Regions from separate parts of the Homo sapiens genome. Here region 1 is linked to region 2. A link is a contact called in ENCODE Hi-C or POLR2A ChIA-PET data. All regions are on one chromosome and are shown on one strand. The core of a region is the stretch at or near the end of the contact, and the rest is flanking DNA. Distances in the headings are between cores, read along the strand shown.

Region 1 (3,367 bases), core at 35-2,534, 110 kb after region 2:
ACAGGAAGGGCATAAAAGGGTGCTCAAGTCAGTCTGTAGGTGGTGGGGGCGGGGTGGAAAGAGGGGATTCCTGTAGGCCTGGATGAATCAGCCACTGATTTCTGATGGTAGCCCCAGCTGCAAAAAAGTAGGAAGCTTTTTTTATGGACAGAACTACAACTCCTTTCTTTCAAGTTTTTCAGCCTTTTCACACTTTTCCATTCTTCAGACTTTGCAAGTTTTTAAACAAAATGTTTGTATTTCCCCAAAGGAAATCACACAGTTGACTGCATTATGAGAGGGAAAGGAGCAAACTCTGTCTCATCTGAGGAGGGGCTCAGATCAGGAGTTGTGTAGGGCCCTCACCCGGTTGGGGGTGGTGGAGCCTTGGCTGTGTGCAGGAGTGACTGTTCTTGGAGATGTTCTGGTTGGATCATGAGTTTGGGCTTGGAAAGCACTGCCTCAAGTTCATCAGCAGGAATGAGGTAGAATTCACTACTTGCTGTCTTAAGACCTTTCTGTCTGCCAAGTGTTTGAGCAATCCCTCACATCTCCCCCTTGAACTAAAGAGCAACAACTGGTCAAGAGCCCAGCAGGGATGAAAAAGGTTGGCCCCTTGCATCCTTCATCTGCTGTTTAGACTAAGGGCCGCATTGTAGACCACTCTCGGCCATGCTGTCCTGAACCCGAGGATCAGCAGAATTACAGGCCCAATTTCAGGCAGACGTGAGCTTGCATCTGATGACAGGCAAGTACCTACATGTGTCTTTCATTACTCCGCTGCCTTAGGAGATGCTGTTTAAGTTGGCAGATATGCTTATTTGAAAGCAAAGCTTGTTGCTGGTGAGATTACTGAATTTACAAAAAAAAAAAAGTGGGGGGATCAGATGCCAAGGGAGAGGGAAGGGAGTGTGTAGCATTTAAAAGTGTGGTGAAGCCATCAAGTTAACAAGAAAAAGTAGAATAAAATGTGGTTCCAATTTGTTGTACTGGGCTCAAGATGATAATATTGCAATAGTAAACTGTAGGGATGTGTGCGTGCAAATGTGATTACATGTGTGCTTGCTTTCTGAATTTCAAAATTGTAGAAGTTATTAGAAGTTCTAATTTTAGTTCCCAATTTAATTTACTCTGATAGTAAATTAGTAATTTTCAAGGGATTTACTGATAATCAGAACAAAGATTTGCAATTTCTAGGACAGATCCCCAATTTTGGGGGTGGGAAGGAGCTACTTTGTATTTCCCTGAAACCTTGAGTTACTGGGGCCGAACATGTAGGGCAGATATTGAATGACCAATCCTAATGCTCTTAGCAACTTTGCTAAGTAAAACCCCGCTGCCATCCAGTGGCAATTGGCTATACGGCATGGTAGCTGTAAAATATGCCCTTTTCTGCCTTTTCTCCCTCAGATTCCACCTTTCTCAGATGCTCCCAGTTTTTTTTCCCAGATGGCACCTGACACAGTACTTGACAGGAAAAATTGACTTTATGTCTGGCTTAGGTAATTCAGGGCAAGTGTGCATTTATTTACCTTGTCTCTTCTCCTAGCAATACTAATTTTTATCTACGTTGCATTTTTATTTTCTCCCCAGATTTGTCATAACACACATACTTTTTCCTTGAATATTTTTGTTACCTTAGCTAAAGAATTAATGCATTGTGGTATTTCTGCTTGTCATAGTTTTACTTTAGAGTAGATTTCGCTTATATCTTTGTATTTATGCTTTGAGCTGTGGTTTACCAATTTCCTAGCATGTTTCATGACACTTATCCTACATTTCAGACAAGGATTTATGTGTCCCATAGGATTCAAGCTGGACTTGGAGAAAGAGCCAGCTAGCAAATGGAATTATTCTGACTTGTGAAAGGTTCCAGCCTTTTAAAACTAGGCTCTGAGAAATAAAAAAACAAATATTCTTGGGAAGAAACTGGGTTTGTGAGTACTTGGCTAGAAATTTTAGGAAAGGAAAGAACATTTCCTCTGGCCTCGGGAGCACATTCAATGTGAAATATTGCTGCCTTTAAAAGAGCCAAACTTAAATTTCTATTTGGATCATTTACTTGACTTAAAAATAAAGGGATCTATTTTTTTTTAAGGTTCAGAACCCTATTTTAAATAAAATGACATTCTAGTAAGTCAGGCAAGATGCCCCCAACATGAGCTATTAATTAAAAACAGCCGGAACTTCTGGAGGTGTTAGCAAGTATCTACTATGAGCTTGGGGATTGGCGAAATCTGGTACAAGTTAGTTCCAGCTGCGCACATTTGCCTTATTACAGTTCTTTATGATAAATTAAATGCATGCTTCATACATCCTTTGGTGTAGTCATATTCTCTCAGCACTTGACTAAGCAGGTGGAAAGCTTATTTAGTCATAGGATGACTGAAAACAATGAACTATAAACCCATGTATATCCACTCCAAGAAAAGAGCTAATAAATGTCATGTTTTTTATTTTCCCGTGGACCCCCTTTTTTTTTTTTTTTTTGTATTTTATAACCTTTCCAGAATCTTGAGTGATTTTTAAATGTTTGCCCTTTGGTCATAAATGCAGCAAGTAAATGTGAGTCTGCACACTCGAATGTTGTATAAATCAGTTGACCAGTCAGTGTTGGAGCAAACTTCTCAGGATTGCTCTGTGAACTCCCTGTTCTCTGGCAGTTGCCAAATACAAAGATAAACCAGGAGAGACTTATTCCCAAGAAAAGAATGATTCTGCATCCTTAACTTACATATAAACTGTTGAGATGTTTCATTGTTTTGTATGGTCAAGCCCCTTCTCTTGTTCTCTCTCTTCATCAATTAGTATGGAAAATTGGAAGTTTACTGAAAAGAGTTTCGAATCATGGGATTTTAGATTTGAAAAGGACCAGAGGGATCATCTACTCTTCCAACAAATAAAAAATAAAACCCCCAAAGGAATGAATGATCCATGGCTGGGACATTGGAATCTCTCTATAAAGGAGAAATCATATTAAGGTATTTTCATCTTAGGCCTCTAACCCCAAGGGTATCTTTACAAAGACTTTATTTTAGTGAAGCCTTCAATAAACAGTGACCTCATGTCAAGAATTCTAAAGAGAGGGTTATGGAATATTGGTTTGATATTAAAGTCATTGTTATCTTGGAGCTGGCCTGAATGGACTAATAAGTGGCCTGTCACCAGTTGTAACTTACTTTTACAATTTTAATGTGATTTAAGGGAAGACACTCTTGGAAATGCTTAGTTATGGTTCATACCCATAATCGTGTTTCTTTTAGGTCTTAAAATTTTATATAATACAGGGGAGTAGATTGCATCAGTACAGTCTTTTTCTTTTTTTCTTTTTTTTTTTTATGATGCAAACAAAGCAGTATCTTAAATTAAATCAAGGTTTCTTAAGGTT
Region 2 (3,285 bases), core at 35-2,534:
TAAGCTATTATCACATAAATTTTTTTCCTGAAGAATTGAGATCTTCAACAATATTCAAACAATACTGTTAAAATATTGTTTTAACAATATTAAAACAATGTCAGCAGTCTCCCCCGTAGCCCACAGAAAGTGGGAAAACCGCAGCCAGATTCAGGTTCTCACAGCCCTCCACTCTGAGCTCTTCCCTCATGCCTTGGGCTACAGGTCCACATTTTTTATATCAAGATCTTAAATGCCTCACCCAGGCAAAGTAGCTTCCATGGACAGCCTCCGCTTTCACCCCTAAGACAATCTGAAATCATCCCCAGCTGATAATGATAAGTCCTTCCAAAAGGTCCAACCTCACCACACAACAATGAAAAAAAAATTGATCTTTTACTGAAGACTCTGAAGAAAACCAGAGAATCATCCTCCACAGAGTAGAACTCATCACAATATCATGAAACATTTTGATTCTTTCCTGACGGATTTCTCCTGCTTCTAGCTGATTCTTCTATTTTTTTCCCTTGCATATGTCTACCAACCTTTTCTAGTGGAGCAGTTCAACTCTGGCCTTGCCCAAAACCCCTTCAACTCCCCCACCAGCAACATGAAAGCCTAGTGGTTAGCTAAACAGTACTAAGCCTGTCTCCAGAGATTCAGTTCCTGTCACTACAAAAGCCTTACCTGGTCAACCCTTAAATCCACTGTTGTTGCACCAACAACCACTCTACATGTCTCACCCCTTTTCTAACCTCCTTTCTCTCTTCATGTTCTCCTCAAGGAAGAGGAAAAGGGGTCAAGGAAGTGATTCTGAACAAGAAATTCTTACAGCATCTCTTCCCCCACCATACTCTGCCCCTGCACACATGTACACACATACACACATGCAAACACACACACACACTTTCACTCCAGAGATATCTAGCCTTCAGAGAAATTTAAAGATGTTTCTCCTGCTAAGCACTTTTTTCAGTTGCCTGATCACAAATAAACTAGATTTTAATGTTAAAAACTAGAAAATGAAACAAAGCAAGAAAAATAATACCCTACATTCCAGAAACTGAAAAATTCTTGTAACAAAGAATAAGTCAAATCAGAAACTGAAAAATGCAGATAATAAAACACAACATAGCAGAATCTATGGAATATAATTAAAGCAATGCTGAGAGGAAATTTTATATTTATGTAGTTAAAAGGAAAAGTTTAGACAAAACAAATTTAACAGAGTTTATTTTAGCATTAAATGATTCATGAATCAGGAACACTCAAAACCGGAAGAGGTTGAGACAGCTCCACTGAACCTGCATGAGCTGCAGGCCTTTATAGGCTGAATTGAGAAGCAAAATAATCAAATTACTTGATTGGTTATAGCTCGGTATTTGTCTTATTTGGGTCTGATCCAGTGGAAAGTCCCTACTTAGAGGTCGGTTGGCAGTTTCTGACTGGTTAAGTGTAACTAGTGTAACTTTCATTTTACTATGTACATGGGATTGGGTTTTGGTTTGTCTACATAGGAACCCCAGGCGCTGGCACCATCTCAGCCTAATGGCCTCCCAATTAATTGTTTTAACAATATTAATAAATAAGAAAGAAGTAAGTACATAATTCAAAAATTTAGAAAATGAACTATCAAAGAAACCCAAGGAAAGACTAAGTGAAAATAAAAGCATGAGTCAATTAATTATAAAACCAAAAGTATTATAAAATCAATAAATAAAGCCAAGAACAAGAAAAACAATAAAAGAGAGCCCATTAGCTAGTCTTTTTTTTTTTTTTTTTTTTTTTTTTTTTTTTTTCTGAGACAGCCCCATTAGCTAATCTTATCAAAAGCAAAATAGGGGCTGGGTACCATGGCTTACACCTGTAATCCCAGCACTTTGGGAGGCCAAGGCAGGAGGATCACCTGAGGTCAGGTGTTTGAGACCAGCCTGGACAATATGGTGAAACTCTGTCTCTACTAAAAATACAAAAATTAACTGGGCATGTTGGTGGGTACCTATAATCTCAGCTACTTGGGAGGCTGAGGTGGGAGAATCGCTTGAACCTGGGAGGCAGATGTTGCAGTGAGCCAAGATTGTACCACTGCACTCCAGCCTGGGTGACAGTGAGATTCAGACTCAAAAAAAAAAAAAGTCCTAGCCAGAGCAATCAGACAAGAGAAAGAAAGGAAAAGAAGTCAAATTATCTCTCTTTGTGGAGGTTATGGTTCTATATCTAGAAAACTCTGAAAACTCTGTCAAAAGGCTTCTGGAACTGATAAATGACTTCAGTAAAGTTTTAGGATACAAAGTCAATGAGCAAAAATCAGTACTATTTCTAAACACCAATAACACTCAAGCTGAGGGCCAAAAAAAAAACATAATTCCATTTTCAATAGCCACACACAAAAAAATAATACCTCAGAACATATCTAACCAAGGAGATTAAAGATTTCCACATGGAGAACTGCAAAACACTGCTGAAAGAAATCATAAATGACATAAACAAATGGATAAATACTCCATGTTCGTGGTTTGGAAGAATCAATATCATTACAATAGTTATACAGCAATCTACAGATTCAATGCTATTCCTATCAAGCTAACAAAGTCATTCTTCACAGAACTAGAAAACACTATTCTAAAATCCATATGAAACCAAAAAAAGAGCCCAAATAGCCAACACAATCCCAAGCAAAAAGAACAAAGCTGGAGGCATCGTGCTACCTGACTTCAAACTATACTACTGGGCTACAGTAACCAAAACAGCATGGTACTGGTATAAAAACAGACACAGAGACCGATGGAACAGAATGGAGAACTCAGAAAGAAAGCGGCATACCTACAGCCATCTGATCTTCAACAAAGGCAACAAAAATAAGCAGTGGGGAAAGGACTCCCCATTCAATAAATGGTGCTAGGACAGTGACTAACCATATACAGAAGAATGAAATCAAACTTCTACATTTTACCATACACAAAAATTAACTCAAGATAGATTAAAGATTTAAATGTAAGATCTCAAACTATAAGAATCCTTGAAGAAAACCTAGAAAACACCATTCTGGACATTGGCCTTGGGAAAGAATTTATGACTAACTCCTCAAAAGCAATTGCAGCAAAAACAAAAATTGACAAGTGGGACCCAATTAAACTAAAAAGCTCCTCCACAGCAAAGTAAACTATCAACAGAGTGAGCAGAAAACCTACAGAATGGGAGAAAATATTTGTAAACTAAGCATCGGACCAAGTCCTAATATCCAGAATCTATAAGGAACTTAAACAATTGAATAAGCAAAAAATGAATAACCCCATTAAAAAATGG

Evidence for each region. A loop is a pair of places that touch in the nucleus more often than their neighbours do. ChIA-PET counts read pairs that join two places held with the same protein, here RNA polymerase II (POLR2A). Pooled maps may share reads with other maps.
Region 1: a loop to region 2 is called in a pooled map, with 2.2 times the contacts of the local background. The contact joins two enhancer-like sites. A Hi-C loop is called at or near these places in 1 of 168 maps with a recorded cell type or tissue (CD8-positive, alpha-beta T cell), 6 of 37 single-sample maps with no recorded cell type and 4 of 50 pooled maps. POLR2A ChIA-PET finds 5 or more read pairs at or near these places in 1 of 52 experiments (H1).

Annotation. Positions count from the first base shown.
Region 1 is chr5:68,251,532-68,254,898 of GRCh38, forward strand. The region is part of intron 2 of PIK3R1 (phosphoinositide-3-kinase regulatory subunit 1); the gene reads left to right. Among named protein-coding and RNA genes, the nearest start is that of PIK3R1, 37 kb to the left of the region's middle. Within about 2 kb of position 1,285, at least 28 of the 41 ENCODE cell types and tissues checked have a DNase peak (open chromatin) inside an H3K27ac peak, as active enhancers do.
Region 2 is chr5:68,140,332-68,143,616 of GRCh38, forward strand. No RefSeq gene overlaps it. Among named protein-coding and RNA genes, the nearest start is that of LINC02219, 48 kb to the right of the region's middle. Within about 2 kb of position 1,285, at least 2 of the 41 ENCODE cell types and tissues checked have a DNase peak (open chromatin) inside an H3K27ac peak, as active enhancers do.